2 separate regions of the Homo sapiens genome follow, and region 1 is linked to region 2. The links are chromatin contacts, found by Hi-C or POLR2A ChIA-PET in ENCODE. All regions are on one chromosome and are shown on one strand. The core of a region is the stretch at or near the end of the contact, and the rest is flanking DNA. Distances in the headings are between cores, read along the strand shown. Region 1 overlaps DNM2 (dynamin 2). Region 2 has its middle 6.4 kb from the start of SLC44A2.

Region 1 (5,522 bases), core at 2,513-5,012, 190 kb after region 2:
GAGATGGCCTGAGAGCCAACACTCTGGCAGGGCCTAGTGGGCACATTTTACCCACCCAGAAGGCCCTATGTGCCATCCAAGGCCAGGGTTAGAACTTGACTCTTGGCTGGGCACAGTAGCTCACACCTGTAATCCCAGCATTTTGGGAGGCCGAGGTGGGAGGATCACTTGAGGCTAAGAGTTTGAGACCAGCCTGGGCAACATAGAAAGACTCTGTCTCTACAAATAATAATATTTAAAAATTACCTGGGAGTGGTGGGCTCATGCCTATCACCCCAGCTACTTAGGAGGCCAAGGTGGGAGGGTCACTTGAGCCCAGCAGTTCATGACCATCCGGGGCAATACAATGAGACCTCATCTTAAAAATTAATAATAGGCTGGGCACGATAGCTCACACCTGTAATTCTAGCATGTTAGGAGGCTGAGGCGGGCGGATTGCCTGAGCTCAGGAGTTTGAGACCAGCCTGGCTAACATGGCAAAAACCCCATCTCTACTAAAAATACAAAAAATTAACCAGGCGTGGTGGCACGCGCCTGTAATCCCAGCTACTCAGGAGGCTGAGGCAGGAGGATTGCTTGAACCTTGGAGGCGGAGGTTGCAGTGAGCCAAGATTGCGCCACCGCACTCCAGTGTGGGTGACAGGGCCAGACTCTGTCTCCAAAAATAATAATAATAAAGATATAAATAAGAATTTTTCCCTTGAGCGGGGGTCTGTGACCTCTTTGAGCTTTCCAACACAGCCCCAGGGATTGGGAGCCCCTAGGTGAGAGCCGCTGGAAACTACATTGTCACTAGCAGCTCAGGGGAGCTTGGGATAGTTGAAGCCCCACACCTGGAGAAGCCCTGAGCCACAAAGGGTTGTACCTTGACATCTTAACCCAGCTAGAGGCCTTGTGAAATATGAACGGCTGTATCAATGCCTGCCTTCAGTACCTTATTATTATTATTATTATTTTGACACAGAGTCTCGCATTGTCACCTGGGCTGCAGTGCAGTGGCGCAATCTTGGCTCACTGCAACCTCTGCCTCCCAGGTTCAAGCGATTCTCCTGGTTCAGCCTCCTCAGTAGCTGGGATTACAGGTGCTCACCACAACACCAGGCTAATTTTTTTTTATTTTTTTCTTGAGATGGAGCCTTGCTCTGTGTCCCAGCTGGAGTGCAGTGGCACGATTTCAGCTCACTGCAACCTCCACCTCCCGGGTTCAAGCAATTCTCTGCCTCAGCCTCCTGAGTAGCTGGGATTACAGGCGCCCGCCAGCACGCCCAGCTAATTTTTTTGTATTTTTAGTAGAGAGGGGGTTTCACCATCTTGGCCAGGCTGGTCTCAAACTCCTGACCTGGTGATCCACCCGCCTCGGCCTCCCAAAGTGCTGGAATTACAAGCGTGAGCCATCACGTCCAGCCTTTTTTTTTTTTTTTTTTTTTTTTTTTGAGACAGAGTCTCACTCTGCCACCAAGGCTGGAGTGCAGTGGCGCGGTCTCAGCTCACCACAACCTCCGCCTCCTAGCTTCGTGTGATTCTCCTGCCTCAGCCTTCTGAGTAGCGACGATTACAGGAGCCTGCCACCACCCCTGACTAATTTCTGTATTTTTAGTAGAGACAGGGTTTCACCATGTTGGCCAGGCTGGTCTCGAACTCCTGACCCCAGGTGATCCACCCGCCTCGCCCGGACAAAGTGCTGGGATTATCATGCCAGCCTTTATCATTAATTTTTAAGAAAACCTGGACGGGCACGGTGGCTCACACCTGTAGTCCTAGCACTTTGGGAGGCCGAGGCGGGCGGATCACCTGAGGTCAAGAGTTAGAGAACAGCCTGGCCAACATGGTGAAACCCCGTCTCTACTAAAATACAAAAAATTAGCCTGGCATGATGGTGGGTGCCTATAATTCCACCTACTCGGGAGGTTGAGACAGGAGAATCACTTGAACCCAGGAGATGGTGGTTGTGGTGAGCCAGGATCACACCACTGCACTCTGGCCTGGGCGGCTGAGCGAGACTCCATATCAGGAAAAAAAAAAAGAAAGAAAGAAAAGGAAACCATAATCTTCGCAAAATTTCTGCCTATGTCCCTCCCTTCTCCCCATTGGGCAGGGGTGGGGGCGGGGACTCCACCATGTACCTTGCACGATCATAGAGCCTACTGGAAGGAAGAACGTAACCATTGCATGATTTATTTTTGCGCTTGCCGTAGGTAATACATATGTTGTTGCTTTTTTGTTTCTTGAGATAATAATGAATTAAATATTAACACCATGAATATGATTAATAGCATGTAATTTTTTTTCTTTTGCTGTTTTTTCCCCTGCTCTTCTCTTCTCCTGTTTTTGTGCTTTTCCTGCTTTTTCTTTGTCCCCTTCACGTCCCTTCCATCTCTTTTCCTTTGCCTGCTCTTCCCTGATTTACCCACAACCCTAACTTTGCATATTCAAAGGGGGAGATCCTGGTAAGTACATGCTTAGTGTGGTAGCAAACATTAGAGAATCTAGTGGTGATGGAGACCCCGCCCACCCCTAATATTCCCTGTTCCCCATCCCCTCCAAATAACAAAAATACTAAAAATCGAGCTAACCTGGAAACCCCATGCCGCAGCCGGCGCTGGACTGCACGTTGCCCTGGGTATAAGTCGACTCACACAGGCACTAACTGGACCGCCACCCTTGAAGGCGCACTTCTGCAGCCAGTTCCTGGCAGGTTTTCCTGGTTTCCTGTAGGTCAGGGATGGCAAATACTTACACACCGCCCCTGCCTCCCCTCACATCCCTGGCTGTGGAAGATCTCGCTTAAGCCAGACCAGAATTCATTCTTGGCACTGCCCCTCCTCCTTCTATCTCCTATGCAGATGTCACTCATGGATCAGAGCATATTTTTCCACATGGCAGAAATCTTGCCCTCTTGTGCCCATGGCAGACATGGCTAGTTGATCTAGCACTCTTTGCCTTGTGCCGCTCCTCTAGCACACGCCCATGGCAGACATTGCTAAGCAATCCTAGCATTCTTTCCAAATAAGCTTGCCAGCACTCCTGTTCTATAGCAGATGTGGCTAAGTGATTAAGGTATTGTTTTTCTCCCTATATGATACCCTCTTCTCTATGCATGGCAGGCATGACTAGTCAATCAGGAGCCTCTTTCCTAGATGCTGCCTCTTGTCCTCCAGATAAATTGATGAGGCTCTTCTGTTCCACTTACCCTTTCTCCTATCCTTGGCCTGTGACAGGCAACACTAATTGATCCTAGCACCGTTTCCTGCCACGCCCAGAATTCTCACCACAGTGCTTCAGGTATCTTGTACCAGTCGATTGACATGGCTCCCGAGATGAATCATATTTGCTGTCCATCCCTGCTGTGGGTAACACCTCCTTCCTTTGTGCAGAACCCTCAGCTGGGGCCCAGTGTGGGGCGTGAGATGGGCGTGAGGCCCAGTCCAGCCCAGCCCAGCGGGAAGCAGCCTGCTACTCATAGCTGAGAACTGAACCCAGCTCAAGGAGCTCACCTCTAGGCAGCCGGCCTCAGCCCGGCTCTTACACTTGGACAGCACAGCCTGGGCCTCCAGTCCTAGCAGGGGCTCCCTTTTGCTGGACATTCTCCCACTGCCAGCCACCAAGGCGCTGGTCATCCCTGCCACTGCCCTCTGGCGGGGCTCTTCTGGCAATCCCAGGGTCTTTCTTGTAGCTGAGCCGATCCTATGCCAGGGCCTCGCTGCTCCCAGGGCCTGGGTGTGCAGATAGGGCCATGGGTGGGGCAGTGACGGGAGGAATTAGTTGGCCTCGGGCTTGTGGTTTTCAGGTTCCTCATGTGTTCCCCCCAGTCCCTTTGAATTTGCCAGGCCAAGACCAGGAACCTGCTTCTCCCTTGTACCCCAAGAGGTTTAGGGGTTCCTCTTTTCCTACCAGAGGCCACATAGCCCAGCCCCGTCATGAGCGTGGCCGTGGCCTCTGGGTCTCCCATCTGTGGTTCCCATCTCTACCCGGGAGACTCAGGCCAGGACCCTCACCCAGGAAAGAGACTGGAGCAGCCTGCCAGAGGATCCCTGCTTTGCCGCCCCCTGCCTGCCCTGCCACCCATACCGCCCCATGTGCCTGCCTGCCTGTCACTGTGCACCCTAGCCCGCAACGGCCTGCCGCCTCTTCTGTCTCTCCCACCCCTACTTCCTTCTAAGCCCAGTCCCATTGGGATGTGTCCCTTGGATGCAAACCTGACTTTCTGCTGAGGCCTGGCTGCTCCCTTTCTCTGGCTCACAAGTGGTGGATGGCTAACGGGCCTTTGTTTGCCACCCACAGCTTGCAGCTCCCTAGGGTGGGATTTTGTCTCTGAACCCGTGTGGAGAAGGGCACCTCAGGGCTTCTGCCAGACGTCCTGCCCCAAGGCTTGGTGTGCCATCCCCAGCATGGCCCCGATCAGTGCCCTGGCCCTGTGGCCATGCACCCCAAAGTGTAGCGTGGGCCCTGTGCTCCAGCTCTGACCAACACTAACCCCGGCTGGAGGCAGGAGAGCCAGGCCACCGAGGGGTGTGCGGGCACATCCCTCTCCTTAGAAACCGGGCCAGGCCTAGGAGTATGGAGGCCTCACATTTCTCTGGGGGAGCACCGACAGCCTGTCTCCCTGTTTTCCCTCACCTGGTTGTCATTCAGTCATGGAACCAGGGTCTACTAAGCACTCGTTCTGTGCCCAGCTCTGGGCTGAGACAAGGCAGTGCCCCCACCCCGCTCCCCCCGGGTGAATGGAGGCATTCCCAGACTGCCAGACCTTTGGTGCTAACACCAGGACGTCCTGGACAGACCAGGAAGAGCTCGTCACTGCGTTCCCAGAGGGGATGCTGTGACCTCACAGGGGCTGCTGGCCTCAGCCCCCTCACCCACCACCAGGCAGCCCGTGAATGGCCAGATGCCAGGGGTCACTGCCTGCTCCAAACAACTGTGAGAGTCCTGTCTGCTCATCCCAGGGAGGGATAAGTCTGTACCCTTGGCCTTAACAAGGGGCGCCCGGTGGCATCTCATGCTGTCCCCAGCCTGGGCAGTGACTTCTGCATGGTCCAGGGGTCCCTGGGTACTCTTTAGCCACCTCCGTCTTCATGGCCACCTGGGGCTTAGCACTCACATCCAGCCACCAAGGAGCCGCTGGAGCTGTGGGCTGGTGGCCCTGGTTCAGAATGTCAGGCCCGGGGTGGGTCGGGGTAGTCCGGATGAAGCCCCTCCAGAGGACCGCCCCCGACTAGGACAGCATCTGGGCCCCAGAGGGATTCCTGGAGGCCCCATCTCTGGCGCTCCTGCCGTGCCGTGCCCTGCCATGCCCTGCACTGGGGGATGCAGGCCAGCCCTTCGCAGCTGTCCATGGCCATGCTCAGCCCACCCTTTGTAGCTTGGCCAAGTCTGTCAGTGCCTGGGTCCCAGGCCGCCCTGTGCGTGCCTCCGTGTGCTTCCTGCAGCTCCCAGGGCCCTCGTCCTGAGTGGGGTGGGGGGCTCTGCCCACACATGCCTCCAGCGGCCAGGGAGCATGGGAGCACAGCCCCCAGGCTGCCTGC
Region 2 (5,912 bases), core at 481-2,980:
GAGGTGAACCATGTAACATTTTATTATTATGTTTATTTATTTATTGAAACAGAGTGAAACTGTGTTCAATATACACAGTGAGAAAGACAGGGTCTCATTCTGTTTCCCAGGCTGGAGTGCAGTGGGGCAATCTGAGCCCTCTGCAACCTCCGTCTCCCCCGGCTCAAAGATTCTCTCACCTCAGGCTCGCAAGTAGCTGGGACTACAAAGGCATGTCACCACGCCCAGTTAATTTTTGTTTTTTTGTTTTGTTTTGTTTTGTTGTTTTTTTAGAGACGAGGTCTTGCCTGTTGCTTAGTCTGCTCTTGATCTCCTGGACTCAAGTGATCCACCCACCTTGGCCTCCCAAAGTGCTAGGATTACAGGATTGAGCCACCATGTCCTGTCTCTATTTTCACTTTTATTTTTAGAGACCGGGACCTGGCATAGTGGCTCACGCCTGTAATCCCAGCACTTTCGGAGGCTGAGGTGGGCGGATCACCTGAGGTCAGGAGTTCAAGACCAGCCTGGCCAATATGGTGAAACCCTGTCTCTACTAAAAATACAAAAACTAGCTGGGCATGGTGGTGGGCGCCTGTCTCAAAAAAAAAAAATAGAGACTGGGTCTTGCTCTGTTGCCAAGGCTGTAGTACAATGGTGCTATCACAGCTCACTGCCGCCTGTAACTCCTGGGCTCCAGTCATCCTCCCACCTCAGTCTCCCTGGTAGCTGGGACTACAGGCACGGACCACCACGCCCAGCTTGTTCTTCTTATCTTTTATTTTTTATTTTTTTGAGATGGAGTCTTGCTCTGTCGCCCAGGCTGGAGTGCAGTGGCGCGATCTCGGCTCACTGCAAGCTCCGCCTCCCGGGTTCATGCCATTCTCCTGGCTCAGCCTCCTTAGTAGCTGAGACTACAGGCTCTCGCCACCACGCCCGGCTAATTTTTGTATTTTTAGTAGAGACGGGGTTTCATCGTGTTAGCCAGGATGGTCTTGATCTCCTGACCTCGTGATCCGCCCGCCTGGGGCTCCCAAAGTGCTAGGATTACAGGCATGAGCAACCACGCCCAGCCCTTGTTCTTCTTCTTATCTTGCAGCATTGTTGCAAAGATATAGCGAGTTCCCATCCTGCGGGGTTTAGATTAGGCTCTCAGGGCAGAAACCATTAGTATTTGCTGTTCCCCTCCCTTCGTCCCCACCCAGCTAAGGTTAATAAGAGCTAATGGAACCCATCACAAGATATTACCAATGTTCCCTCTTTACAGAGAGCCCACAAAGCCAGGCCTTGAGCCAAGTGTATGCCAGGCACCTCTCTCTGCATTTTCAGCTCCATCTCACAGAGGAGTAACTCAAGTTCACACAGCTAGGCATGTCCCAGCTTTACCATTCATGGCACCAAACCCTCAGGCTCCCCAATCTTTTCCTGAGACAGCTGAGACTCCCTCATGTGTTCCCTCCCCGGTGCGGCCCTGTCATGCTCCTGCTCAAACACCCTCCATGGCTCCCACGTACTCATCAAACCTAGACTGGGAACGGACCGCTCAAGTGACTAGCAAAGCCCTTCCCTTTTCTGAGCCTCGGTTCTCTCTCCTATAAAATGGGTTGATGAAATGGCCTCCAGTATGGTGGAGAGGATCTGAAAGGTAGTGAGTTCGCTTTGCTCACCACTGGCTGTCTCTATGCAGCCGCTCACCCTCTGCCATTCTAGCTGACACCAGAAACTTCCGGTACTCCCTTGTCTCTCTGCCTTCTGGCTTTACCGGTCTTACTGCCTATCTGATGGTAGAAGTATTCTCTTATGCTTTCCCTTCATACTTGTAATAGTTTTGAGTTTTCTGTGTTTGCGTGATTAATCCATGTGGAATTTTTTTTCTTTTAGACAGTTTCACTCTTCTCATCCAGGCTGGAAGTGCAGTGGCGTGATCTCGGCTCACTGCAACCTCCGCCTCCCGGGTTCATGCCATTCTCCTGCCTCAAACTCCCGAGTAGCTGGGACTACAGGCGCCTGCCACCATGCCTGGCTAATTTTTTTTTTTTTTTTTTTTTGAGACGGAGTCTCGCTCTGTTGCCCAGGCTGGAGTGCAGTGTCGTAGTCTCGGTTTACTTCAAGCTCCACCTCCCGGGTTCACGCCATTCTTCTGCCTCAGCCTCCCGAGTAGCTGGGACTACAGACACATGCTGCCACACCCGGCTACTTTTTTGTATTTTTAGTAGAGATGGGGTTTCACCATGTTAGCCAGGATGGTCTCGATCTCCTGACCTTGTGATCTCCCCGCCTTCGCCTCCCAAAAGTGCTGGGTTTACAGGTGTAAGCCACTGCGCCCGGCCTTTTTTTTTTTTTTTTTTTTTTTGAGACGGAGTCGTGCTCTGTTGCCCAGGCTGGAGTGCAGTGGCGCCATCTCGGCTCACTGCAAGCTCCGCCTCCCTGGTTCACGCCATTCTCCTGCCTCAGCCTCCCGAGTAGCTGAGACTACAGGTGTCTGCCACCACGCCCGGCTAATTTTTTGTATTTTTAGTAGAGACGGGGTTTCACCGTGTTAGCCAGAATGGTCTCGATCTCCTGACCTCGTGTTCCGGCCATGCTCGCCTAATTTTTTTGTGTATTTTAGTAGAGGCAGGGTTTCGCCGTGTTGCCCAGGCTGGTCTCAAACTCCTGAGCTCAGGCAATCCGCCTGCTTCAGCCTCCCAAAGTGCTAGGATTACAGGCATGAGCCACCATGCCTGGCCTTTTCTTCCTAATATACATTCAGGGCTACTGAATAAAGAATTTATCCTTTCCCTGTAAATTCTACATGTATCATGTATACAATTCTTTTTTTTTTTTTTTTTTTTTTTGGATACAGGGTCACACTATGTCACCCAGGCTGTAGGGCAGTGGCGCAATCACAGCTCCCTGAAACCTGAACCTGAACCTCCTGGGCTGACGTGATCCTCCCACCCTAGGCTTCCCCAGTAGCTGGGACTACAGGCACATCATGCCCGGCTAGTTTTTAAAAATTTTGGCCGGGCACAGTGGCTCACATCTGTAATCCCAGCACTTTGAGAAGCCGAGGCAGGTGCGTCGCTGGAACTCAAGAGTTCGAGACCAGCTGGGCAACATGGCAAAGCCCAGTCCCTACAAAAAAATATAAAAAATTAGCCGGGCGTGGTGTTGTGTGTCTGTAGTCTCAGCCACTTGGGAGGCTGAGGGAGATGGGCTTGAGCTCAGGGGGTAGAGGTTGCAGTGAGCCGAGATCATGACACTGTACTCCAGCCTGGGCAATACAGCCAGACCATGTTTCAGAAAAAAAAAAAAAAAGTGTTTTTTTTTTTTTTAAGCCTCAGAGCCTACTTTGGCTCAGGAGGCTGCTCGATTTGCAATACAAAAAAGAAAAAATATTTTTGTAGAGACGAGGTCTCAATATATTGCCCAGGCTAGTGTTGAACTCCTGGAGTCAAGCAATTCTCTTGCCAAATGTTGGGATTACAGGCGTCAGCCACTACGCCTGGCCTGAGATTCATTTAAGTATAAAATTAGCAAATCTCCGCCGGACGCAGTGGCTCACACCTGTAATCCCAGCACTTCCAGAGGCCGAGGCAGGCGGATTGCCTGAGCTCAGGAGTTCGCGACTAGCCTGGGCAACACAGTGAAACCCCCATCTCTACTAAAATACAAAAAATTAGCCAGGCGTGGTGGCGTGCACCTGTAGTCCCAGCTACTTGGGAGGCTGAGGCAGGAGAATCGCTTGAACCTGGGAGGCTGAGGTTGCAGTGAGCCAAGATCATGCCACTGCACTCCAGCCTGGGTGACAGAGCGAGACTCCGTCTCAAAAAAAATCTGCAAATCTCCAACCTGGGCAACATGGTGAAATCCTGTCTCTACAAAAAAAAATCCAAAAATAATTAGCTGGGTGCAATGGTGTGTGGGTAGTCCCAGCTACTCGAGAGGCTGAGGTGGGAGGATCACTCGAGCCCAGCAGGTGGAGGTTGCAGTGAGCCAAGATTGTTTCACCACACTCCAGACTGGGCAACAGAGTGAGGCTTTGTCTCAAAAACAAAAACAAAAAAAAAATTACTGGGCGCTGTGGCTCATGCCTGTAATCCCAGCACCTTGGGAGGCTGAGGTGGGCGGATCGCCTGAGGTCAGCAGTTCGAGACCAGCCTAGCAAACATAGTGAAACCCCATCTCTACTGAAAATACAAAAATTAGCCTGGCATAGTGGTGTGCGCCTGTAATTCCAGTTACCCGGGGGTGCTGAGGCAGAAGAATCACTTGAACCTGGATGTTGCAGTGAGCCAAGATCGGGCAACAGAGCAAGACTCCATCTCCAAAAAACAAACAAACAAACAAAAAACGCAAATTAATTTTTAAAATATGTACCCTTAGAAAATTCTAAGCTCGTTTTTATTTTCAGTGTTCACTCTACATACATGTATTATATATTGTGGCTATTCATTCAACAAATACTTATTAAATGTTTGTTTTATGCCAGGGGCTATGCTGTATACTGGGGACGCAGCCGGAATGAAAGACACACAAATCCCTGTCCTTATGCAGGCAATAGGCAAGAGGGCAGATAATTAACAACCAATAAGCAAATGTCTAACATGTCAGATGGTGATAAGAAGCAAAATGTATCACATCTGTAATCCCAGGGTTTTGGGAGGCCGAGGTGGGAGGAAGGCTTGAGCCCATTGAGCACAGGAGTTTGAGACCAGCCTTGGGCAACATAGCGAGACACTGGTCTACAAAAAATTTTAAAATTAGGCAGGCATGGTGGTGTGTGCCTATAGTCACAGCTACTTGGGAGGCTGAGGCGAGAAGATCATTTGAGCCTAGGAGGTTTAGGCTGCAGTGAGCTATGATTGCTCCACTGCATTCCAGGCTGAGTGACAAAGCAAGACTCTATTTGATAATAACAACAAAGAGAAAGTCATAGGGGTCAGGTATAGTGGCTCATGCCTATAATCCCAGCACTTTGGGAGGCCAAGGTGGGCAGATCACTTGAGGTCAGGAGTTCGAGACCAGTAGTAGAGACATGGTAAAAGCCAGTCTCTGCTACTAAAAATACAAAAATCAGCCAGGCACGTTGGTGTGTGCCTGTAGTCCCAGCTACTTGGGAGCCTGAGGCAGGAGAACTACTTGAACCCGGGAGGTGGAGGTTGCAGTGAGCCTAGATGGCACCACTGCACTCCAGCCTGGGCGACAGAGCGAGACTCTGCCTCAAAAAAGAAAAAAAAAATGAAAGAAAGAAAAGAAAAGGTCATAGGACAGAGAGGAAAGGGATGGTTGGGTGTTTTTTTTTTTTTTTTTTTGGTTTTTGTGGGTTTTCTTTTAGATGGAGTCTTGCTCTGTCACCCAGGCTGGAGTACAGTGCCAGGATCTTGGCTCATTGCAGCCTCGACCTCTTGGTCTCAGGTGATCCTCCCACCTCCACCTCCCAAGTTGCTGGGACTACAGGTATGTGTCACCACACCTGGCTAATTTTTAATTTAATTTATTTATTTTTGAGACGGAGTTTCACTCTTGTTGCCCAGACTGGAGTGCAATGGCATGATCTCAGCTTGCTGCAACCTCCGCTTCCCAGGTTCAAGCGATTCTCGTGCCTCAGCCTCCCAAGTAGCTGGGACTACAGGCATGCACCACCTCGCCCCGGCTAATTTTTGTAGTAATAGAAACAGGGTTTCTCCATGTTGGTCAGGCTGGTCTGGAACTCCCGACCTCAGGTGATCTGCCCACCTTGGCCTCCCAAAGTGCTGGGATTATAGGCGTGAGCCACTGCGCCTGGCCTCACCTGGCTAATTTTTGTACTTTTAGTAGAGATGGGGTTTCACAGTGTTGCCCAGGCTGGTCTCGAACTACTGGCCTCCAGTGATCTGCCTGTCTCAGCCTCCCCAAGTGCTAAGATGACAGGCTTGAGCCACCACGCCTTGCCAAGGTGATATTTCAGG

What was found. Hi-C counts contacts between places; a loop is a spot of excess contacts on that map. ChIA-PET counts read pairs that join two places held with the same protein, here RNA polymerase II (POLR2A). Pooled maps may share reads with other maps.
Region 1: POLR2A ChIA-PET joins it to region 2 with 11 read pairs in Panc1. The contact joins two enhancer-like sites. A Hi-C loop is called at or near these places in 4 of 50 pooled maps. POLR2A ChIA-PET finds 5 or more read pairs at or near these places in 2 of 52 experiments (Panc1 and naive thymus-derived CD8-positive, alpha-beta T cell).

Annotation. Positions count from the first base shown.
Region 1 is chr19:10,806,134-10,811,655 of GRCh38, forward strand. It overlaps DNM2 (dynamin 2), which reads left to right. Exons shown (of 21, transcript NM_001005361.3): 14 at 2,436-2,447. Among named protein-coding and RNA genes, the nearest start is that of MIR199A1, 8.6 kb to the right of the region's middle. Within about 2 kb of position 3,763, at least 9 of the 41 ENCODE cell types and tissues checked have a DNase peak (open chromatin) inside an H3K27ac peak, as active enhancers do.
Region 2 is chr19:10,616,166-10,622,077 of GRCh38, forward strand. It overlaps a transcript of SLC44A2 not described here. Among named protein-coding and RNA genes, the nearest start is that of SLC44A2, 6.4 kb to the right of the region's middle. Within about 2 kb of position 1,731, at least 9 of the 41 ENCODE cell types and tissues checked have a DNase peak (open chromatin) inside an H3K27ac peak, as active enhancers do.